Regions from separate parts of the Homo sapiens genome. Here regions 2 and 3 are each linked to region 1. A link is an interaction called in ENCODE POLR2A ChIA-PET data of the cell type or tissue named here. Cell type or tissue: A673. All regions are shown on one strand. Links, peaks and the distances in the headings refer to the core of each region. The heading gives the core; the rest is flanking DNA. Region 1 overlaps NUP153-AS1 (NUP153 antisense RNA 1). Region 2 overlaps NUP153 (nucleoporin 153). Region 3 overlaps CAP2 (cyclase associated actin cytoskeleton regulatory protein 2).

Region 1 (8,337 bases), core at 1,441-6,440:
TTTTGTCTCCAGTGCACATTTTACAGTACCTTCTGTCACCTGGCCTTTTGTACAGAAGAATGTATTTCATCTAAAGAAAGGAGGCCAGGTGCAGTGAGCTCATACCTGTAGTGCCAGTACTTTGGGAGGCTGAGGCAGGAGGATCACTTGAGCCCAGGAGTTAGAGACCAGCCTGGTCATGTACCAAGACCCCATCTCTACAAAAAATAAAATTAGCTGGGCGTGGTGGTGTGTGCTTGTGGTCCCAGCTACTTAGGAGGCTGAGGTGGGAAGATCCCTTAAGCCCAGGAGTTCAAGGCTGCAGCGAGCTCTGATTGTACCACTGCACTCCAGCCTGGGCAACAGAGCGAGACCCTGTCTTTAAAAAAATAAATAGGCAGGGTGCAGTGGCTCATGCCTGTAATCCCAGCACTTTGGGAGGCCGAGGCAGGTGGAGCACTTGAGACAGGAGCTCGAGAACAGCCTGGCCAACATGACGAAAACCCATCTCTACTAAAAATACAAAAATTGGCCGGGTGCAATGGTGCACGCCCATGGTCCCAGCTACTTGGGAAGCTGAGGCAGGAGAATCGCTTGAAACTGGGCAGTGGAGGTTGCAGTGAGCCAAGACTGCACCACTGCACTCCAGCCTGGATGACAGAGCAAGACACTATCTCAATAAATAAATAAATAGCATTCTCTGCTAAAGAATCACTAAATTGTACTCACGTTCTTTAAATTGAAAGTCCTGACTCCAAGCCCACCAAGTTGAGGAGGGGAAACCATGACAGCTAATCTGAAGCTTTTAATCTGCAAATCATTTAAAATCCTAAGCAACAAATATTTCCAAAAGGAAATTTATCTGCATATGTATTTACTCAAAATACTTATAAGTACGAACACTTCTGGTGGGGCACAGTGGCTCATGCCTGTAATCCCAGCATTTTGGGAGCCCAAGGCGGGCGGATCACCTGAGGTCAGGTGTTGGAGACCATCCTGGCAACATGGTGAAACCCCATCTCTACTAAAAGTACAAAAATTAGCCGAGCATGGTGGTGGACACCTGTAATCCCAGCTACTCAGGAGGCTGAGGCAGGAGAATCGCTTGAACCCGGGAGGTGGAGGTTGCAGTGAGCTGAGATCGTACCATTGCACTCCAGCCTGGGTGACAAGAGCGAGACTCCATCTCAAAAAAAAAAAAAAAAAGAGTATGACCACTTCCACTTGTCCCTAAATGGCAGGACACATCCCATTATCATGTTACCATCTGCAGAATACATGGTCTTCTATAGCTGTTGAATGCTATTCCCGAAAGTCTGTCATTCTGTATGTATGTATTTATTAGAGACAGGATCTCACTCTGTCACCCAGGCAGGAGTACAGTGGCATGATCATAGCTCACTGCAGCCTCAAACTCCTGGGTTCAAGTGATTCTCCCTCCTCAGCCTCCTGAGTAGCTAGTATGACAGGTGCATGCCAACACACCCGGCTATTTAAAAACTGTTTTTGGAGAGATGGGGGTCTTGCACCATTGCCCAGTCTAATCTAAAACTCCTGGCCTCATGTAATCTTCCCACCTCAGCCTTCTAAAGTGCCTGTTTTTTTGTGGTTTTTTTTTTTTTTTTTTTTTTTTTTTTGAGACAGAGTCTCACTCTGTCGCCAGGCTGGAGTGCAGTGGTGTGATCTTAGCTCATGGCAACCTCCGCCTCTCAGGTTCGAGCGATTCTCCTGCCTCAGCCTCCCAAGTAGCTGGGACTACAGGCACGTGCCACCATGCCCAGCTAATTTTTGTATTTTTAGTAGAGATGGGGTTTCACCATGTTGGCCAGGATGGTCTTGATCTCTTGACCTCGTGATCCACCCGCCTCAGCCTCCCAAAGTTCTGGGATTACAGGCGTGAGCCACCGCGTCCGGCCGAAGGTCTGTTTTTAAAGTGCACTTCCTTCTCCCTTCAGGTCACATTCCTATTTTGGCATAATCCCCCAGAGAAAGCACCATCTTGATCTGAGTCCATAAAAGTGATTTTTCTGAGGCCAGGCGCGGTGGCTCACGCCTGTAATCCCAGCACTTTGGGAGGCCAATGAGGGTGGATCACTAGGTCAGGAGATCGAGACCATCCTGGCTAACACGGTGAAACCCTGTCTCTACTAAAAATACAAAAAATTAGCCGGGCATGGTGGCGGGCACCTGTAGTTCCAACTACTCGGGAGGCTGAGGCAGGAGAATGGCGTGAACCCGGAAGGCGGAGTTTGCAGTGAGCTGAGATCGCGCCACTGCACTCTAGCCTGGGCGACAGAGCGAGACTCCGTCTCAAAAAAAAAAAAAAAGTGATTTTTCTGTTTACCTCTGATACTGCAAATAGTACATGGTCTCAGGTAAATTGTGTTTAAAAGCAAAAGGGAGATTTCAAGTGTTCTAGCAATAAAAGATTGTTTTAACAAGTTTCATTTTAAAGTATTTTTTTTCAAACACAGAAAACATTTGCATAACATAAAAGTTGTTGAGGGAAATAAGGAATTGTGAAACCTCCTATAAATGTCCATTCATCCTTTCAATAAATATTCATTCAATTTGTGCCTGGCTTTATGGATACAAAATGTGAGGAAAACATGAAGTGACAATGACGAGGGTCTTTTCTTTTCCATGTATTATTTATTAGTCCTTCATTATTTATGACGCCAGTAAGTGACACTCTGGGTTTCGGTAACACCATTTCTGCAAGGTATCACTCATCCTTTGTTCGTTTTTTTACAGCTTTTGAATTTAGGTCAACAAGGAGCCAATCTGGACCCAAAAGACTGCCTTATAGAGGGAAAATACACCAAGGGTGAGTTCAGGTTGGCCGTGAACCTGGCAGAATTTTTGATGGTATTTTCAGACATGTCTAGCAGTGACTATTTGCCAGAATTTAAAATTTGCCCTCCCTGCTTGCTCGTCTCAGCCTCCTTCTCTTTTGTCTGACATCACTCCTTAAACATTTCCTCTTTTCTTTTTCTATATTCCTTCCATATATAGGAAGTTTTCAGTGGAAAATTGCTGGAGAAATTGAAACAAGTGATCTGACCTGTTTTGTTTGGATCTCATGTAAAACTAACCACTGCACTTTTCTTGTTCTTTTCATTAACTTGAAATTAGGATATCCCAATTCCTACTAAAAAATATAAAAATTAGCCGGGTTTGGTGGCAGGTGCCTGTAGTCCCAGCTACTTGGGAGGCTGAGGCAGGAGAATCACTTGAACTATGGAGGCGGAGGTTGCAGTGAGCGGAGATCTCACCACTGCACTCTAGCCCGGGCAACAGAGCAAGACACGATCTCAAAAAAAAATAATAATAATAATAAAGAAGAAAGAAAGAAAGAAAGAAATTAAGGCAGAAAGCTTCTCAGAACTGTCGCGTTTTTTCCCCTCCATCTCAGTTTTGGATTTTCTTTTTTTTTTTGAGACAGAGTTTTGCTCTTTTTGCCCAGGTTGGAGTGCAATTGGTGCGATCTCAGCTTACCACAACCTCCGCCTCCTGGGTTCAAGGAATTCTCCTGCCTCAACCTCCCGAGTAGCTGTGATTACAGGCATATGCCACCACACCCGGCTAATTTGGTATTTTTAGCAGAGACGAGGTTTCTCCATGTTGGTCTGGCTGGTCTCGAACTCCCGACCTCAGTTTTGGATACTTTTCAAAGGACCGTGTTCTAAAGTTAGTGGTGTAGGCAAAAAGTCAGTTCCTCTTTGTTTGTAAACCAAAACCAAACCTTGAGAGGAGACTCTGCTGGTACAGGAGGAGGCATAGTTGTAAAGGCTGGGACCTTATGATGAGGAGTCAAAGAGGCAGAGCTATAGTGGACAAGAGCGAAGAGAGAAAAATGGCATTTCCTTCCCAATTGTCTACTACTCCTGGTGCCCCTTTGTGGATTTGCCTCCTCACTGCACAGCAGCAGACCACTACTTTGCAGAGTAACTGCTGGCCAACATGGATATCCAGTATGAGAGAGACAAGTGATTAAACTCAAGCATCAGCAAGGATGAAGCTAAAATCAATCCTGGGTCTCAGCACTTCGGCTGGAAGGGATGGGCCTAAAAGCGGGTGCTTCTTGTAGGAAGTGCTTATGAGTCACTGCTGACTCATTGAAGGGGCAAGATTTTATGACCAAACAAGTGAAAAAGAAAATGTAACTGTTACTAATTGAAAGCATTTAAGTTATGGCTTGGGTTTAACTGTGGCTAGTTGATGCTCTTTGTTGCTTGGTTGTGGCCTTCTTGGAGGCCTATGGTCTGCTTTGATGCTTTTATTCTACACATTGTATGGGTACATAGTGGAAGCTACACCTTCATGGGGAGAGGGGGAGAGTTTTCTGTAGTTGGGGGTGGTTGTTTAAGTAGGTTTTGCTCAACGTCTGCAAAGTTGCCTTCAATTTGTTTGGTGATACTGCCTTTTTAATACTAAATGTAGAATGATATAACCTCACTCATCTTTGCTTTGGAGAATATTTGAAGAGTTCTTTTTATTGGGTTTTTTTTTTTTTTTTTTTTTTTGGTTTTAAAGAAGCCTACTTTTGGTAGCTCATGATATCCTACTGTCATTATAATGGATCCAAACAAGGTAAGCTACATTGAGGCCACTGGCCATGGATTATAGATATTGGCTTAAAATCATCTTAACTAACCATTATGCTTGTGTAATTGCTCTGTTAAATCAACTCTGCTACCTGTGATGATACAGAATAAGGATGTGCTAAATCCAGATTTTCATTTCAGCTAGTAGCCTAGCTTCCTTTGGAAATAGAAGCTAATGAAAATAACAATTAAAAAATGGTTCATCTCATTTCTGCTCACTTTGTGGTAAAAGTGAAAGTTACTGAATGGTAAAAGGAAAAAAAAAATCTACATGATCAATAAGCTGCTGGCTCATCAATTCTTACTTAAATTGTTGGTTGTTGTAGATGAGCAAGGAACAGAAATTCCTAAGCCTGCTCTTTACAGGAACTTCAGTGACCTCATTATCTGCCCTTGATGTTTAACTGTTCACATGAGCAAACATGCTTCTATTTGGCCTACACAAGGGGTGATGTATGTAAGTTTTTAAATATGATTTTTCACCTTTTGTATTGCACAGCTTTTTAGGCCTTCTCTATTGCAGGAGTTAAGAACAATAGGCATGTTGTGATGACTTCTTCTGGAAACTTTTAGACTAACATATCCATTATTGTTATCAAATTGAACTTTTCCAGAAGTAATGTTTGGAGAAAATACTATGTCCAATTATTGTCTTAGCTTCATAGCAGCTATTTAAGAGGTCAAGCTATGGCCGGGCACGGTGGCTCACGCCTGTAATCCCAGCACTCTGGGAGGCCAAGGCAGGCGGATCACGAGGTCAGGAGATCGAGACCATCCTGGCTAACACAGTGAAACCCCGTCTCTACTAAAAAAAAAAAAATACAAAAAATTAGCCAGCCATAGTGGCGGGCACCTGTAGTCCCAGCTACTCGGGAGGCTGAGGCAGAAGAATGGCGTGAACCCGGGAGGCGGAGCTTGCAGTGAGCCGAGATCGTGCCACTGCACTCCAGCACTCCAGCCTGGACGACAGAGGCAGACTCCGTCTGAAAAAAAAAAAAAAAAAAAGAGGTCAAGCTACTAGAGGTAGGTAATCTAATTGTTTTTATGATTTGTCAAGTAGAAAGCTGCTACCATTCCTGCCTTTACAGTTTAGAAAAATTACAGTTTATTCCAAGTTGCCTGAATTCTCATCTAGCATTCCAGATATATTAGATGCCAATCCAAGCCTAAGAATATTCCCTCCTAGAGTGCCCGCTTGCTTTTCTACCTTAAAAATGATTTTGTGACTACAACGGAATGAGAAAAGTCATCGCAATTCTAAGAAAGTAGCCTGATATTTCTTTTAGGAATTTATCTCTGCTCATAGCTTCTTGGATTAGGGTTTACTTTACATCCATTTTTTTTTTTCATGAATTAGTTCTAAAATAAAATTTTTCTTTTTCTTTTGCAACCAACCAAACAACCAGCAGTGACTAAAAGAAAATTTGTATAAGAAAAGGATACATGGGAATTAGCAAGGGGTTCTTGAAATATCTATGCTTAAGTATATTTCATAACTAATGCTCAGTTTTAGACCCTTAACATTTCAGATGTTAATAACTTCTGCTAGATTACCTTTTTCCTTTGGAAAAAAAAAGTTAATGAAAGAATAATTAAAAAATGGTTCATTCCATTTCTGCTCACTTTGTGGTAAAGGAGAAAGGTACAGAATGATAAAGAAGAGGAAAAAAAACTACATGTTGTATAAGCTGTTGGTTCATCAATTCTTAAATTGTTGATTGTTGTAGATTAGTAAGGAACAGAAGTTCCTAAGCCTGCTCTTTACGGGAACTTCAGGTACCTCATTGTCTTGCCTTCAAAGTTAATCTAACTTCAGATTAATAACTTCTGGTGGCATGGTTTTGAAACAATGCTCCTAGAATGTAATACAGTTCACCTGGTGATCTTGTTAAAATGTAGATTCTGATTGTGTTGGCTTGGGATGGGCAGAGCTGCTTTATTCTAACAAGCTCCCGGGGGCTGCAGCTGGTGCTTGCTGGTCAGAGTAGCAGCAAGAGGCCAAAAGTCACTGTTTGTTTAAACTGGGTAGTTCATGCTTGTCTGATGGTGGTGGGGTGATATGTATGTGAGGGTTGTTTGCATGTTAACTGGTTTGCATGCTTTTGAAAAGGAATGCCTTAATAAGTTAGGGTCTGATAAACTTGAGCATTCTCTACAAATGCTTTTAAAAAATAAAGAAGCTTAGTATTAGCAAACTAAGGTTTGCAAAGGTTATAGTTTTACAGACTGCAACCTTAATAAGTCCAGTTTCGTAATGTAACTGATGAATTATGTTAATAAATAAAACTAAACCAATTGATTTCTTTTTTTTCTTTTTTCTTTTTTTTTGAGATGGAGTCTCGCTCTGTCGCCCAGGCTGGAGTGCAGTGGCATGATCTCCGCTCACTGAAAGCTCCGCCTCCCAGGTTCATGCCATTCTCCTGCCTCAGCCTCCCGAGTAGCTGGGATTACAGGCGCCCACCACCGCGCCCGGCTAATTTTTTTTTTTTGTATTTTTAGTAGAGACGGTGGTTTCACCATGTTAGCCAGGATGGTCTTGATCTCCTGACCTCGTGATCCGCCTGCCTTGGCCTCCCAAAGTGCTGAGATTACAGGCATGAGCCACCGTGCCCGCCCCTGATTTCTTGTATGAGATAGATTCAACAGCATGTGTTTAGAATTTACGTGTAGGTTTTTTTTTTTTTTTTTGAGACAGAGTCTGGCTCAGTTGCCCAGGCTGCAGTACCGTAGCATGATCTCGGCTCACTGCAACCTCTGCCTCCCAAGTTCAAGCGATTCTTCTGTCTCAGCCTCCCAAGTAGCTGGGATTACAGGCATGTGCCACCACACTCGGCTAATTTTTTAATTTTTTTAGTAGAGACGGGGTTTTGCCACGTTGGCCAGGCTGGTCTCAAACTCCTGACCTCGGGTGATCCGCACATCTTGGCCTCCCAAACTGCTGGATTACTGGTGTGAGCCACTGTGCCTGGCTTGAGTGTAGCATTTTTAAGGTGAATTATCAGTGTTAAGTGCTAATGATTAATAGATTATAAAATAGTAAACTTTAGTATAACTCAATAAAATGGTAAAGTGTAGCATAATATGTAGACAGAGATTGTTTTACAGTTTTGTATACTGACATACTAAATGCCAAGACTAGAAACCAACACATAAATATCTCAATAAATATTTGTGTTTTAATGAATTAATCTCAGTTAATTCATTAACTGTCTTAAATGTTAGGATGGGATTGCCTTCCTAAATTTGGTTATTATTTCATCCAATAAAACTGAGTTTCCATTCAAGATTGAATTTAAAATATGCCTTAAACTATAATGTAATGTACATAAACACATATATACCAAAGTCTAGTATACATTGATACATGTAGTCAGGAAGAGGAAATATATGGCATGTTGGAATCAAGTGATATATGTAGTTAATCAAAATTTGCTCATATTAGTTAATTTAGTCTTAAATATTACTTTATTCCCAATAGAGAGAGAACACAGTAAGTTAATGAGAATACAATGATTTACATCCTTAAATATCTTTCCGTTGTGTGGCCCTTCTTTCCCTAAAATACAAGCAAACAGGCAATAAATAAATAAATAAATAATAAATAAACCCAATAGCTTCATTTTCTTTATTTTTTTCTTTAGAGATGGGGTCTCACTCTGTTACCTAGGCTGGACTGCAGTGGTGAGATCATAGCTCGCTGCAGCCTTAGACTCCTGGGCTCAAGTGATCCTCCTGCCTCAGCCTCCCTAGT
Region 2 (8,337 bases), core at 2,024-7,023, 79 kb after region 1:
CTTATTTAATATTTTACCATATAGGTTTTCAATATTATAACTGAAGGATATTTTCAATTATATTAATAGTGTGAATTTCTAAAAATGAAATAATTGCTCAGTTGAAAATTACTTTTTTTGATTAGTTTTGTAAATTGTTGTGTAATCAGATATTTCATGCAGTGGATGGGCTTGCCCTAGTTGCCATATCCTCTCCAGTTTTTTAGTTTGATTGTTTTGATTATCAGTCAGTTAATTGGACGATAATTATAGTTTATATTTTTTTGCCTTTTTATTGGTGGGGGAAGTTATATAGTATGGGAATAGTGTTTTTATCTCCTTGTAATGGCAAATTATCCCTGTAAAGTCATTTGTTTATTGAATTAAAGTGACTTTTTTCATGAACTTTTAGAAATTAATCCAAAAGATGGTTTTGAAAGATTTTTAAAAATGCATTTGAGAGTCCAGTGTTTTATTTGGCATAATGTTATTAAATTTAAAAAAATTACAGCTCATCATGTCACTACAGTGAACAGTACAAATTGTAAGAAGACACCACCTGAAGATTGTGAGGGTCCTTTTAGACCTGCAGAAATCCTGAAAGAAGGAAGTGTTCTAGATATTCTGAAAAGCCCTGGTAAGATAATTAAAAGATAAGCCTTTTGATTACAAACTCATGATCTCAATTTAATGTCATTTTGTATTATACTTTAGGCTTTTAAAAATTTCTGACTAGTTTGGTAGGAGATTTACTTTTGAATAGAGATGTAGTTAGGTGTAATTCTTTTGCTGGAAATATCTTACAAGCCAAAGGACTCTATACTAAAATGAAATTTCTAATAGGCAAGTGTAGGAGGAGGAAATGGATTCTCCATTAATAGAGGTAGGTCAGTGAGGAATAAGAGTAAGTAAACCTGATGATACACATAGACATGTCTTTCTCTTATGAGAGCACTGAACTGCCTTCTTGAATTATTCCCCAGTTTGGTAAATATGGAACAAGGCCAAGTGGAAAGCATCTGCTGAATTGTAACATATACATAGGGAGCAGTACTCACTTGAATTGAAGCAAGATTTGAAAGCTAGTAGGTAATAATTAGAAAGGGGATAAATAGTTCTCAGATAAGAATAATTTTTTGTTTGAAAACAGGATGTTCATAATTCCATTTATGATACATAGTATAAGAATGTAAAACTTGCCAGGCGCGGTGGCTCACCCTTGTAATCCCAGCACTTTGGGAGGCCAAGACGGGCAGATCACTTGAGGCCAGGAGTTGAAGACCAGCCTGGCCAACATGGCGAAACCCCATCTCTATTAAAAAGAGAAAAAATTAGCTGGGCGTCCTGGCATGCACCTGTAGTTCCAGCTACTCGGGAGGCTGAGGCAGGAGAATTGCTTGAACCTGGGAGGTGGAGGTTGCAGTGAACCGAGATCGAACCACTGCACTCCAGCCTGGGCGACAGAGCAAGACTCTGTCTTTAAAAAAAAAAGAAAGGAAAAGAAAAAAAGAATAAAAGAATGTAAAACTGTGAGATAATCTAATAGCTCAGAAAGAATTTAAACGTACCCACCAGATGTGTCCATGTGTAATAAGATAGGTTTTCTTAAAAAATAAGGTTGGCTTTTACAACAGGATTTAGGAGGATTCAATTTTTCTGGTCCAGCTCTCTCATTTTATAGATAAGTATACTGCCTACAGGAGTCCAGTAGCTTGGACAGTTCCATGCAGTTATGGTAGAACTCCAGAGTGCTTGTGCTGGAATTAACCAAGTAGTAGGCAAGCCTCAAATGTGTATAGTCTGTCTTGTGTATCTGGGGTTACACTTTGCATTCATGATGCCAACCTCCCCCTGCTCCCTTTTTACTTCTTAAATAGGAAATGTTTGGGGAGAATCTTCATTTGACTGAAATTAGGAAAATCTGAAAAAGTAGAAGAAAAAGAAATCTGTAATGCCTTGAGATGGTTACTGTTAATATCTTGCCAATCTTAGTGATTTAAATTAATCATAAGCAAAATAACACGTTGCCCACTGGGAATAACTCAAGCATGTGGTATTTTGTCCTTAAGCTAAAAATAGCTCTAGGCTGGATTATTTTGTGGAACTAGAAAACCTCTAATAACCTTCTACATCTTCTCTCCTTTTAATTTCTTTTTCTTTGGCGGGTAAGGCTGGAGAAACAGATCACAGATGGTGGTGTTGTGTGTAAGACAAAAGTTAACTGGTCCTAAGTAAACAATTACAAAAGTCATTCTCATGAGTAAAATACAGCTTGAGTGAATGAACTCAATGACAGCAGTTTTGGTAACAGAAGGACTTGCTCAGCTGATTTTACTGAAGGTAGAGAATACCACAGCAGTAGGTTATGACTGGACAAAATTCAAAGATGACATTGAAGCCATTTGGTGTAGCCAATGGAACACTTAAAAGAAGAAATGGATGAAGGAGAAAGAGGACTGCGAGTATTGTGTGTTTGTAGAGAGACAGAATATAGCAAAATGTGGATGGCAATAATACATATCAGTAAATTAGTACCATTGAAAGCATCAAACTAGAAATTCCTTGAAGGAGAAGGTGATATCCTGTAAACAAAACATCTTTTGTAGAATTTTAAATGGTTTAAGTGTAACTTATTAGGTAATTGATAAATATGATTACTTAAGTGAAAAACAATTCTTAAGTAGTTCATCTTGGATTGTAGTAAGTGTGCAGTGAGGTAAACGTCTTCTCAGTAATAATAATCAAATTAATGCTTTGATTTATAAAGCTTCTCTAACGTTGCACTCTCTCCTTCGTTCATTGTAGGTTTCGCATCGCCGAAGATAGATTCTGTTGCTGCTCAGCCCACCGCAACAAGCCCAGTAGTTTATACAAGACCAGCAATAAGTAGCTTTTCTTCTAGTGGAATTGGGTTTGGGGAGAGTTTAAAAGCTGGGTCATCATGGCAGTGTGATACATGTCTACTCCAGAACAAAGTTACAGACAACAAATGCATAGCCTGTCAAGCAGCAAAATTGTCACCCAGAGATACTGCTAAACAGACTGGAATTGAAACACCAAATAAAAGTGGCAAAACAACTCTTTCTGCATCAGGGACAGGCTTTGGAGACAAATTTAAACCAGTGATAGGCACTTGGGATTGTGATACCTGTTTAGTGCAAAATAAACCTGAAGCAATAAAATGTGTAGCCTGTGAAACACCGAAACCTGGAACTTGTGTGAAGCGAGCCCTTACATTGACAGTGGTTTCGGAAAGTGCTGAGACTATGACTGCTTCATCTTCCAGCTGCACTGTAACCACTGGTACCTTAGGATTTGGAGATAAATTCAAAAGGCCCATTGGATCTTGGGAGTGTTCAGTATGCTGTGTTTCTAATAATGCAGAAGACAATAAGTGTGTGTCCTGTATGTCTGAGAAACCAGGTATGTTTTTGGCTTTATGGAGTAATTTTGCTTATTACTTCTGTTGAACAGTTTAATTTATTCTAAGAATCCTTGTTTTAGATGTTTCAGGATGAGCATTTCTCATACATATTAATTTTTCTAAACTATCTTGAGGTAAAAATGTCTTGTTTGCAGCTAGATCTTTATGTTCAGTTAGGATAGGTTATGTGTTAACTAGTCTGGTATATATGACGACCTCCTCTTTTTGTACAGTTTTATCAGAAATTTCTTGTTCAAAGTTGACTAATACAGATTCTGAAAGATCTTAGAATGGGGTAATATTTCTCAAACCTTTGTACAGAGTAAAATATTACTTCTCCAAATAGAAATCAGGATAGCTAGTGGTCATTTACAGGGAAGGTTTCTTTAGGGGGTAGACTATAGTCGTTAATGAAAAGGCTGTAGCTGTTGCAATGATTGTAAATTACCAAATCACTAATTCTAATCTAGGCAGCCAGAAACATGGAGTTAGTTTTGAGTTTTTTCTGTTTCTCTGTTCAAAGTTGGAAGAATTAGTGAAGATTCATATTGAATCTTTAACTCATCCAGAAGTGGATGATGGTTTTGTAATATTATATAATTATATGGTACAGATGTATGATAACATGGATATCCTGGGAATTACACTGTTTTCAATGCATTATTCATGAATATGCAGTTTTGTGTCTGTAATGTACAGCTCTGAGTTACTAACCTAGACCTTTTGCCTGAGCCCTCATGCCATATTTCTGATTCCTACTGGATATTTCCCTATGAGTAAGATTTTAGAATCTTCATTCCTTTTTTTTTTTTTTTTTGAGACAGAGTCTCACTGTGTCACCCAGGCTGGAGTGCAGTGGCACAATCTTGGCTCACTGAGACCTCCATCTCCCAGATGCATGCAATTCTTGTGCCTCAGCCTCTCAAGTAGCTGGAATTACAGGTGCATGCCACCACACCCAACTAATTTTTTGTATTTTTAGTAGAGACAGGGTTTCGCCATGTTGGCCAGGCTGGTCTTGGACTCCTGACATCAAGTGATCTATCCGCCTTGGCCTTCCAAAGTGCTGGGATTACAGGCGTGAGCCACCATGCCCGGCCTAGAATCTTCATTATGAAATATTTTTGTCTTCCCATCTGGTTCCCCTGCTCACCTACAAAAAGAAAGCCCTTGATGTATGCAGGAAAGCAAAATTAATTTTAAGTTGAAGGGGAATAACAAAACTTTGAGTCAGGAAGTAATTTGTTACACATGAACAAAGGAAGCTCACATATGTATTAAAGAACTTGGATGTCCTCCTTTCAATGATGAACCATCATTTTCAGCAGAGGAGTGATACAGTCAAGTTTGTATTTTTGATGAGTCACTGGCTTTTTAGATAATGGATTTGAAAACAAAAAAATTTGGAGACCGGAAGATAGATTAGGAAGTGGTATCAATCATATAGGCAATAGGCCAGACACTGTGGCTCACGCCTGTAATCCCAGCACTGGGAGAAGCCAAGGCGGGTATATTGCTTGAACCCAGTTTAAGACCAGCCCGAGCAGCATGGTGAAGCACTGTCTCTACAAAAAACACAAAAATTAGCCTGGCTTGGTGGCACCCGCCTATAGTCCCAGCTACTTAGGAGGCCAAAGTGGGAGGATTGCTTGAGCTCGGGAGGTAGAGGTTGCAGTTACCTGAGATCATGCTACTGCGCTTCAGCCTGGGTGACAGAGTGAGACCCTGTCTCAAATAATGATAGGCCGGGTGCGGTGGCTTACACCTGTAATCCCAGCACTTTGGGAGGCCGAGGCGAGTGGATCACCAGGTCAGGAGATTGAGACCATCCTGGCTAACACAGTGAACCCCTGTCTCTACTAACAATACAAAAAATTAGCCGGGTGTGGTGGCGGGTGCCTGTAGTCCCAGCTACTCGGGAGGCTGAGGCAGGAGAATGGTGTGAATCTGGGAGGTGGAGCTTGCAGTGAGCCGAGATCATGCCACTGCACTCCAGCCTGGGCGACAGAGCGAGACTCCGTCTCAAAAAAAAAAAAAAAAAAAAAAAGATAAGCCAAGCTGTGCAACCTGTGGGCTGCATGTGGCTTAGGATGGCTATGAATGAGGCTCAACACAGATTTGTGAATTTTCTAAAACATTATGAGATTCTTTTGCGATTTATTTTTTTTTTTTATTTTTTAATTTGTTTTAAAGCTCATCAGCTGTTGCTAGTGTTAGTATATTTTACTTGTGGTCCAAGACAATTCTTTTTGTCCAGTGTGGACTAGGGAAGCCAAAAGATTGGACCACCCCCGCCTCCCCTGCTGATACAGGCAATAGATAATGTACTGATCGAACTGAATAAGGAATGGAGGACATAAAATTAAAGACGTTGATTTCAAGCTGCTGAAGTCAACATTCAGATGTATGTAATGTGACCAGGCATGGTGGCTCACGTCTGTAATCCCAGCACTTCGTGAGGCTGAGGCAGGCAGATCACCTGAGGTCAGGAGTTTGAGACCAGCCTGGCCAACATGGCAAAGCCCTGTCTCTACTAAAAATACAAAAATTAGCTGGGCGTGGTCGTGGATGCCCGTAATCCCAGCTACTTGGGAGGCAGAGGCAGGAGAATAGCTTGAACCTGGGAGGTGGAGGTTGCTGTGAGCTGAGATTGTGCCACTCTACTCCACCCTGGGCAACAGAGTGAGACTCTGTCTCAAAAAAAAAAAAATGTATGTAAGGCCTTTGGATACACCCTTTGGGTGGAGATACGGATTTGGGGTCATTAATCCATAGTTTTGATATTTGAAGTCATGAGAGTAGAGTTGAGTGTGTTCACTCAAGATGGCCTGAAATGAAAGTCCGCTAACTTACAGGGAGTGGCAGGAATAAAGCTTTTGAACAGTTAATCTTTTAAAAAGGTGCAACCAGAAAGGAAAAACAAAAACTACATGGCACTGGTTGCTTCAGAGGAAGATGGATTTCAAAGGAACAGGATCAGAGGTCTCAATAAAAAAGCTGTTACTCAAGCAAGAGATGGGTTAGTGGTGGGAGTAATGGGGGGGGTTCATGAACCAGAATAGCAGTAGAAGAGTCAGAAATTGATTGAAATAGATTTGAGAAAAATGTAGAGGAGGAGGAGTATCCAGCCAAGCTAACCAAGTAAGACAGTGGAGTCACCAACTAAGAGACTACAGTGACAAGCTCAGAAGTGTAGATTGCAGGTGTAGATTAGGAAACTGTTTTTTGGGGATTTAAAAACCACTGGAGTAAATGAGAGTTTGTGAGGACAGTGGGCCAAGATGGAACCCCAGGGAGCAATTTGGTTGGCAAGATGGAAGAGAACATACCTATAAAATGTAGAGATCAGTTAGGTAACTATGGAAGAGGTGGCGACAGTTGTAGGCCATCTAGAGAAGTAGGAATACCAGAATGAATGGCTTCACTGTCAGCACTATATTTTGGGCCTTACCAAGCCGTTCTTCCTGTGCCACCTCTCCCACAAACATGCTAGTTTTGCTTAAGATTTGTCACCTCTGTGTATCCTTTTCCTGCCTCTTAGTCATTTCTTCCTTCTTTGCACACTTGTTTTAGGTTGTCACTTGGTGATGGTGCCACTGTGCTTTTATTTTCCCCCTTTAAGACCATGAGCATCTTACAAGTTAAGCAACATTTTATTCATCTTTAATGTCCCCAGAACCCAAGTATATTATGATGCTTAATAAATGTCTGTTAAATGGCTAGCATGTAACAAATGTCAGGAATGTAGTAGGTGTCAAGTTAGATTGTGAAGTGGATGTGAAGTAGATGCACTTCTGTGCAAAAGCTATCATTCAGAGGCAGAGATCTATGCTTTCAAATCTTGAAATTCATATGGTCTGTGGCTGTGTATTTTATATGTTAGGATATTGCCTACAATTTACATCTTATGTCTTAGAATGCTTGCTGCTTTGAAGAAATTTGAAAAAGATTCTTAAGAAAAATTTAGTCTTTGAGCCCCTAATTTGCGAGCATGATTTTTTTTCTTAAACCACAGCAGTTCAAACATGTGGTTAAGGGGGAGCTCACCAGTGAGCAAGGTGATTATGAGCTGCTCATTTATAAGGTTAAAAGAAATCATTTATAAGGTTAAAAGAGAGGTCTATTCTTTTTTTTAAACAATGTAAATATGAACAGTTGTCTATTTCTGGCACATTCTGTGTTTTAATAGGAAATATTATTAGAAACTGAACACTTAAACTTAGCAGTGCCATTAAGATACTGACATACTGTAAATTAAAATTTTCATGAAATCTCCCCCCACTCCCCGTTTTTTTTTTTTTTTTTAGGAAGTTCAGTACCTGCTTCAAGTAGCAGCACTGTACCTGTCTCTCTGCCTTCTGGAGGCTCTCTAGGATTGGAAAAGTTCAAGAAACCCGAGGGAAGCTGGGACTGTGAATTGTGCCTAGTGCAGAATAAGGCAGACTCTACCAAATGTTTGGCATGTGAAAGTGCAAAGCCAGGCACAAAATCTGGGTTTAAAGGTAAGGCCAAAAAAATAAAAATAAAGGTGATGGTAAAGCGCCTTTTTGTAAGGCCATTTAAAAATGAAGTATTTGAGAACAGCTTCAGTGTTCACTCATTCTCTCTTGAAAATTAATATAAAATGAGATTATCCTGAGATGTTTTAGTTATATCTGTTTCTGAATATTGTAAGGTCATATTAGTTGCTTGTCAACAGTGAGGTATCTTTTCTCCAGGTGGGAAAAAAAATTTCTTGTGTCATTGAGCCTCAGAGAGTTTTTGTTTTTTGTTTTTAACTGCTAGCCCCCTAGGTGAACTGTTCTTTGTTTTTTTGTTTGTTTGTTTTTTTGTTTGTTTGTTTGTTTGTTTTTGAGACAGTTTTGTTCTTTTGCCCAGGCTGGAGTACGGGGGCGCGATCTCTGCTCACTGCAATCTCCGCCTCCCAGGTTCAA
Region 3 (8,337 bases), core at 2,210-7,209, 310 kb after region 1:
AAAATAAAGGACTCTGAATGCTGACCAGGGCCAGGATAAACCATATACTACTCCCCTGTCATGGAGTGGAAGCTCGCTTAGCTAAACACGAGATAGAAACCCTTCACTGAAGAGGAGCTCATTCCCCAGGCCCCTCTATAGCCCTTTCTAAGCACCTATGCAGTTGAGGAAGCTCTTTCTATTTCTGTGTCCCCACGTTGCCCCTTTGCGCTTGTTTACACCATGGAGGAGGTAGAGTTCAAAGAACTGCTTCTAGGAGTCCCCTAAGGGCCACACGCTGGCACTGAGAAAAGAAGAGCCATGGAGAACCTGCTGGCCAGGCCACTACAGACTGGGCAGGAGGGTCGTGAACCATTCTCCCTCCATCAAGTAAATGTGTTACTCCCCTTGTATCCAGAATATATAAAAAAACTTTTACACTCAATAAGAAGGCAAATATGCCAGTTTAATAGTCAGCAAAATATCTAAATAGACATCTTCCCAGAGAAGACAGGCAAATGGCCAAGAGCACATGTGAAAGGGCTCAACATCAGTAATCATTAGGAAAATGCAAATCAAGACTCCAATCAGATACCACTTCACACACACTAGTATGGTTATAACCTAAAAGACAGATAATAAAAAGTGCTGGTGAGAATATGAAGGAATTGGAACCCTCAGACATTGCTGGTGAATATGGAAAATGGGACAGTTGGTTTAAACTGTTTGGAAGTTTCTTCAGAAGTTAAGCACATATTTGCCATATGAACCAGTCATTCCACTCTATTTTACTCAAGAGAAATAAAAATATATGTTCACACACAGACTTGTGCACAAATGTCATAGCAGCACTGTTCATAATAGCCAAAAAATGGAAACAATCCAAATGTCCATTAACCTGTGAATGCCTAAGCAAAATATGGCATATGTATTATAATGGAGTATTATTCAGCCATAAAAAAGAGTGAAATACTGATACATGCTACAAAACAAAACAAGTGAACTTCAAAAGCATTACACTAAATGAAAGTCAGACAAGAAGACTGTGTATTGTATGATTCCATTTATAAGAAATATCCAGGAAAGGCTAATCTATAGAGACAGAAAGTAGGTTAGGACATTTAAATTGGGTCAATTTTATGGCATATAAAATTATAACTCAAAAAAGGTTTAAAAACAAACAAATGAAAAAGGATTGTGCCTCTTTGTAAAGATACAGTTAAAAACCATTAAATCTGGCCAGGCATGGTGGCTCACGCCTGTAGTCCCAGCACTTTGGGAGGCCGAAGCGGGCAGATCACGAGGTCAGGAGATCAAGACCATCCTGGCTAACACAGTGAAACCCCATCTCTACAAAAAAATACAAAAAAGTTGACCAGGCGTGGTGGCGGTCACCTGTAGTCCCAGCTACTCGGGAGGTTGAGGCAGGAAAATGGCGTGAACCTGGAAGGCAGACCTTGCAGTGAGCCGAGATCATGCCACTGCACTCCAGCTCTGGACTCCGTCTCAAAAAAAAAAAAAAATTAAATCTGAGTAACTTTGCTGTTCTCATCTCCCAGTGGTCAGAAGTGGTGGTGAAACCTACCCAGATACTGCTCCAAGTGGCCATACTCCCCACTCCTGGAACTAGTTGTACAGGCCAAGGCAGGTGAGAGAATAAAACATTGATTCTCACCACTCTTTTTCATCTGCGTAAGAATCACTGGGGGAGAGGTGAGCCTTCTTAAATGCAGGCTCCTGGGCCCCACTCTCAGCAATACTGATGCAGTAGTTCTGGGTATTCCCAGGAATCTGCCTTTTTAAGAAGCACTCTTCAGAGTACAAGGGCCCACACTTTGAGAATTACTGTAACAGAGGTGTGCAGGGATGTGGTGGGAGCATGTGGGACAGGCAGCTCAAGAAAGGTAGACATGCAACTGAGCCCTGGGAAGTAGAGAGGCTACCAAAGTTATGATAAGAACCAAATTAAGTCTCAAAGATGAGAGTATGGTATTCAGAAGAAGAAAAATAAGTAAAGGCATCCCACCGCCTATGCCTCCATATGCAAACGCATGGAAGCATGAATGACGAGTAAATATTGATGGAACATTCATTATGCGCCAGGAGCTATCTAACAGAGCATGAGAAACAAGGGACTGATGAGTAGTTAGAAGGGGTGGTAGTCAGGGCCGGGAGGGGAGTTGGGAATAAAGTGACAGCGGGTTGAAGAAGATCTAAGGGAAGTTTAGATTAGGCAAGATTTGAGAAAAGATTAAATGGTTGGAGGTTTGGAGGGAAAGGGAGAAGCTAGGATATCTTAGATGTTTTGCTTCAGGGAAGGTGGTGCCAATCAAAATAGAGTTAGGGAGCGGAGGTGCCCAGGTCAGAGGAGTTCAGAGTTAGAGGATCTGCATTTGAAGTGCCTACAGTTGGCAGTTACGAGTAGGGACCTAAAGCTCAGGGGCCTTCTGGAAATATGTCATAAGTATTATCTACCCAATAATAATACATGCCTCAGGATTCTTGGGAAGGTGAAAGGAGACCATGAAGTGAACTTTGCAACTACAAAGTGATGCCTACATGTCATTATTATAATTTCCCTCTGAATGGTCCACAGCACTCATCACTGTGCTCTGTACCCAGTGAGTGCTCAATCCCTGAATTATCATGGTAAGTGTTACTACCTCCTCTATCTTCCAGACACAATGATGGTAACATCTCACACACCACACTTCCTTTTTTTTTGAGACAGAGTCTCACTCTGTCACCCAGGCTGGAGTGCAGTGGCGTGATCTCGGCTCACCGCAACATCCGCTTCCTGGGCGCAGGTGATTCTTCTGCCCCAGCCTCCCGAGTAGCTGGGATTATAGGTGCCTGCCACCACACCTGGTGAATTTTTGTATTTTTAGTAGAGATGGGGTTTCACCATGTTGGCCAGGCTGGTCTCGAATGCCTGACCTCAGGTGACTCGCCTGCCTCAGCCTCCTAAAGTGCTGGGATTACAGGCGTGAGCCACCACGCCCAGCCTCACACACCACACTTCTCAAACCAGGCCACAGAACAAGCACACTGCAAAATCACCGCAGACTGCAAGCAGGGGGATATCAAAAGCACCATGGACTGAAAGCATAAGAGGCTATCATCATAGGGCTGAGCGTGGTTGCTCACGCCTGTAATCCCAGCACTTGGGGAGGCCGAGGCTGGCGGATCACAAGGTCAGGAGATCAAGACCATCCTGGCTAACATGGTGAAACCCCGTCTCTATTAAAAATACAAAAAATTAGCTGGGCATGGTGGCGGGCGCCTGCAGTCCAAGCTACTCGAGCTACTCGGGAGGCTGAGGCAGGAGAATGGCATGAACCCAGGAGGCAGAGCTTGCAGTGAGTAGAGATCATGCCACTGCACTCCAGTGTGGCGACAGAGTGAGACTCCGTCTCAAAAAAAAAAAAAAAAAAAGGAGGCTATCATTTCATATAGTCAGTTACTTCTCATGACTAGGAATGTTTTACTTTATCAAATTCTGTCATTTCAATGTGAAGAATGCCTTGTCTCTCTGGAATGATGAGTGCTATGGTCTGGTTTGTTTGACCCCCTGCAAAACTTATGTTGAAATCTGATCCCCAGGTAGAGCCTAATGGGAGGTGGGAGGTGGAAGGTGTTTGGGTCATGAGGGCAGATCCCTCATGAATGGCTTGGTGCCATTCTCACAAGAGTGAATTCTTGCTCTATTCGTTCCCAGGAGAGCTGGTTGTTAAAAAGAGGCTGGCATCCATTTGTGAGCTGTAGAGTGGCAAGGAAAAAATGAGCCTGGCACCTCTCCTCTCCTCCTGCTTCTTCTCTCGCCGTGTAATCTGCACATTCCAGCTTCCCTTCAACTCTTGCCACAAATGGAAGCAGCCTGAGGCCTTTACCAGAAACAGATGTTTCTTGTACAGCCTGCAGAACTGTCAGCCAAACAAACCTCTAATCTTTGTAAATGAGTCTCAGGTATCCTTTATAGCAATACTAATGGACTTAGATAACGAGTAATAAGGTTTGTTGAAATTCCTTGTAATCTCAAAATTTACCAGCATTCATTGTAATTATATGCAATTAAATAAAAGATTCAGCAACTCTCTTAAAAGAAAATGAAAAAAGAAAAGCCCTAAAGATCAGTTCTTAAGTGTTGGGCCAGTTTTATGAATAGAAATTACCAACAAATCCAAGTGTGATGGAATAGCCAGGTGATCAGTTTGGCCCAAGCATTCCTCCAGCCCCCTTTTGCTTCTTCATGTGTCTCTAGCTTCCTGGGTCTACTTTCACACTTGACTTTGATTTTTTTTTTTTTTTTTTTTTTTTGAGACCGAGTCTTGCTCTGTCACCTAGGCTGGAGTGCAGTGGCAGGATCTCAGCTGACTGCAACCTCCACCTCCCAGGTTCAAGGGATTCTCCTGCCTCAGCCTCCTGAGTTGCTGGGATTACAGGCGTGCATCACCACACTCAGCTAAATTTTTATATTTTTTGGTAAAGACGGGGTTTCACCATGTTGGCCAGGTTGGTCTTGAACTCCTGACCTCAAGTGATCCACCTGCCTTGGCCTCCAAAAGTGCTGGGATTACAGGCGTGAGGCAATGCGCCTGGCCATTTTTTTTTTTTTTCAAGACAGGTTCTCACTCAGCTGCCCAGGCTGGAGTGCAGTGGCACAATCATAGCTCACTGCAACCTTGAGCTCCTGGGCTCAAGCGGTCCTCCTGACTCGGTCTCCCGAAGTGCTGGGATTACAGACATGAGCCACCACACCCAGCTTCAATTTATTACTTCAACACAATCAATCAGGGGTTTCAACTCATGCTGTTGACCACTAAAAAACTACAGGTTCTTCCTTTTTTTGCTCTTTGAACCTGGGAGCCCAAAGTAAAAGGGGAAACAGAGAAAGTGGGTAAAGTGGAAAGAAAAGAATGGTGTGGAAGAAACAGAGGAGAAAAAGGAAACAAGAGAAAGCTTCAAAAAGAGGAAGGGGCTACCAGGGACACTCAAGAAGGAAGAAGCCCACTTCAGCCTCTCTCCAAACTGTGTTCAAAATACAAAAGGCAACTATCTGATTCCAAAAGACAAAACAATAGTACATGAATTGAGAAGAATCAAAATTGAAAAGGGAACCCATTTGGGAGTAAAATGCTGGTTTTTTTCTCATTTTTTTCTTCAGGGTCGACCTTAAATCAGAATTGGGTGGGGGTGCAGGTAGCAAACACTCCAACAGAAGCTCCTCTTTTTGGCCAGAGGAACTGGAAAGGGGGCCCTGGCTAATAGAAGAGTGTGAGGCAAGCCCAGGTTTTGGGTTTTGTTTGCATTTTTCTCTCCCAAGCGTGGCCGTAGTCACAGAACTGTGTGGCAGAACAGTAAGCAGCAGCACAGGCACCTGAAACTTTTTTTCTAAAGAAACCTGGGCAGGGCGAGGTTGCTCACACCTGTAATCCCAGCACTTTGGGAGGCCGAGGCAGGCACATCATGAAGTCAGGAGTTCCAGACCAACCTGACCAATATGGTGAAACCTTGTCTCTACTAAAAATACAAAAATTAGCCAGGCGTGGTGGCATGGGCCTGTAATCCCAGCTATGCAGGAGGCTGAGGCAGGAGAATTGCTTGAATCCAGGAGGCGGAGGTTGCAGTGAGCCGAGATTGCACCCTTGCACTCCAGCCTGGGCGACAGAGTGAGACTGCCTCAAAAAAAAAAAAAAAGAAATCTGGGCTTACTGACAGAAAAGTAGGGGAACAGGGGACCTTGTGGTCCACAGAGTATGGGGAGAATTCCTGGTATTTTATTCCTCTCGCTACTCTGTCCTGAGGATGGCCCCAAGTCTTGGAGAACTCTACAGCAGCATAAGCACCTTAAACTTTAAAAGAAATCTAGTCTTTCCAGAAGAACAGGAAAAAGGGATCTTGGGGTAGAGGTGTGTGGCGAGAATCCCAGAGAGACGAGAGCTAAAGAAGGGGATGCCCTGGCTCTGTGTATGAACCAGCACAAGTCCCTGAACTGTGTATGTGTGGGACGGTCCCAAAGGCTTTGCAAACTGAAGTAGATATAAACCACTGCTCAGGCTGGGCGCGGTCGCTCACACCTGTAATCCCAGCACTTTCAGAGGCTGGGGTAGGGAGATCGCTTGAGCCCAGGAGTTCACGACCAGCCTGGGCAACATAGGTAGACCCCGCCTCTACAAAAAACTTAAAAATTAGCTGAGTGTGGTGGCCTGAGCCTATAGTCCCAGCTACTTGGGAAGCTGAGACAGGAGGATCACTTGAGCCCAGGAGGTCGAGGCTGTAGCGAGCCAAGATTGTGTCACTGCCTTCCAGCCTGAGTGACAGAGTGAGACCCTGTTTCAAAAAAACAAAACATTATGCTTTTGTGCTTTAAATAAAAATAAAAATAATAAATAAACAAAACAAAAGAAGAAATCATGACCAAAAACTTCCAAACTTGGTGAAAGCTACACATTTACAGATCCAAATAGAGTAGTTGCCCTTTGCCCAGTTTCACTTTCTGTAGTTTCAGTTACCCATGGTCAACAATGGTCCAAATATAGGTGAGCACAGTACAATAAGATATTTTGAGAGAGAGAGAGAGAGAGAGAGAGAGAGAGACTCCACATTCACATAACCTTTATTATGGTATATTGCAATGAAGTTCTAGTTTATTATTAGTTATTATTGTTAATCTCTTACTATGCCTAATTTATACATTAAACTTTTTTAAATTTTGAGATGGGGTCTCACTCTGTCGCCCAGGCTGGAATGCAGTGGTGCAATCTCAGCTCACTGCAACCTTTGCCTCCTGGGTTCACACGATTCTCCTGCCTCAGCCTCCCGAGTGGCTGGGATTAACAAGCGTCTATACCACACCTGGCTAATTTTTGTATTTTTAGTAGAGTTGGGGTTTCACCATGTTGGCCAGGCTGATCTCGAATCCTGACCTCAGGTGATCCACCCGCCTCGGCCTCCCAAAGTGCTGGGGTTATAGGCGTGCCCCACTACACCCGGCCTTATATATTAAACTTTATCACGGTAGCTATGTATAGGAAAAAACGTGGTATATGTAGGATTTGGTACTATCCATGCTTTCAGGCATCAACAGGGGGTCTTAGAACGTATCCCCCATGGATAAGTGGGGAATACTGTAGTGCTGTCTGTCTGTTATACATATACACTCATACAATACCTTCTGGTGAGTGCCTCCAAAGAGGAGAACAATAACGATGAATAAAGTAAAGATATAACTGCCTACAAAGAAATAAATAAAATGTAATGGCTGTTATCCTCTTTTGAGACGTGTCATAAGTACTTAGACTTTTAATTTTTTTTTTTTTTTTTTTGAGATGGAGTCTCACACTGTCACCCAGGCTGGAGTGCAGTGGCGCGATCTTGGCTCACTGCAACCTCCACCTCCCAGGTTCAAGCAATTCTCCTGCCTCAGCCTCCCAAGTAACTGGGATTACAGGTGCGTGCCACCAAGTCCAGCTAAATTTTTTTTTTTTTTTTGAGATGGAGTCTTGCTCTGTCACCCAGGCTGGAGTGCAGTGGCGCCATCTGGGCTCACTGCAAGCTCGGCCTCCTGGGTTCACACCATTCTCCTGCCTCAGCCTCCCGAGTAGCTGGGACTACAGGCACTCGCCACCACGCCCAGCTATTTTTTTGTATTTTCAGTAGAGACGGGGTTTCACCGTGTTAGCCAGGATGGTCTCCATCTCCTGACCTCGTGATCTGCCCGCCTTGGCCTCCCAAAGTGCTGGGATTACAGGCATGAGCCACCGCACCCAGCCATTTTTTGTATTTTTAATAGAGATAGAGTTTTACTATGTTGGCCAGGCTGGTCTCGAACGCCTGACCTCGTGATCCACCCACCTCGGCCTCTCAAAGTGGTGGGGATTACAGGCGTGAGCCACCATGCCTGGCCAAGACCTTTAATTCTTGAATGGCTTCCTTAGGGACATCCAGTAAAACAAGGAGTCACTAGAACTATGTCAATTAATGAATTGGTTCATTTACCAATACTGAGCTAGAAAGGTTTTGCCACAATTACTGACCCTTGGTTTTTGGTCAGAAAATAGCAGCAGGGTGAGCTACAACAGGAGTCTTCAATTTTTTTACTTGTATATACCCTAAAAGAATTTTGTAAAAGCCTCTTGCACATTTTTAGATTGGCATATAGCAACTGTCACCAAAATGTGAATAGTTGCAAAGAATGTAACTTCCAACACTGTGTAAATATGGCCATATAAAACTATCTTATATGTCCAGTGAAATTCATTCTTACTCATTTTAAAAGAATACTGGAACAGGCTGGTCTTTAATAGTCACAAATTTTGCATAATTCCATTTTCTCCTTGAACTTATATTTCCACGCTT

What was found. Peaks named below come from ENCODE experiments on the same cell type or tissue, not always from the same donor. Only the 100,000 strongest peaks of a DNase experiment are listed, where the experiment ranks them.
Region 2: POLR2A ChIA-PET joins it to region 1 with 9 read pairs; 14 of 35 experiments call an interaction of 5 or more read pairs at or near these places.
Region 3: POLR2A ChIA-PET joins it to region 1 with 6 read pairs; 3 of 35 experiments call an interaction of 5 or more read pairs at or near these places.

Annotation. Positions count from the first base shown.
Region 1 is chr6:17,711,016-17,719,352 of GRCh38, reverse strand. NUP153-AS1 (NUP153 antisense RNA 1) reads right to left here. Exons shown (of 3, transcript NR_134618.1): 3 at 8,326-8,337. Among named protein-coding and RNA genes, the nearest start is that of NUP153-AS1, 8.1 kb to the right of the region's middle. In A673, for the core only: no CTCF peak of the experiment used is centred there; a DNase peak (open chromatin) is centred at 4,062; H3K27ac peaks cover 1,136 bases.
Region 2 is chr6:17,632,218-17,640,554 of GRCh38, reverse strand. It overlaps NUP153 (nucleoporin 153), which reads left to right. Exons shown (of 22, transcript NM_005124.4): 15 at 491-616; 16 at 2,785-3,402; 17 at 7,711-7,905. Among named protein-coding and RNA genes, the nearest start is that of FAM8A1, 36 kb to the right of the region's middle. RefSeq lists silencers at 1,611-1,811, 6,971-7,171. In A673, for the core only: no CTCF peak of the experiment used is centred there; a DNase peak (open chromatin) is centred at 4,774; H3K27ac peaks cover 1,893 bases.
Region 3 is chr6:17,403,738-17,412,074 of GRCh38, reverse strand. All of the region lies in intron 1 of CAP2 (cyclase associated actin cytoskeleton regulatory protein 2), which reads right to left. Among named protein-coding and RNA genes, the nearest start is that of CAP2, 14 kb to the right of the region's middle. In A673, for the core only: no CTCF peak of the experiment used is centred there; no DNase peak of the experiment used is centred there.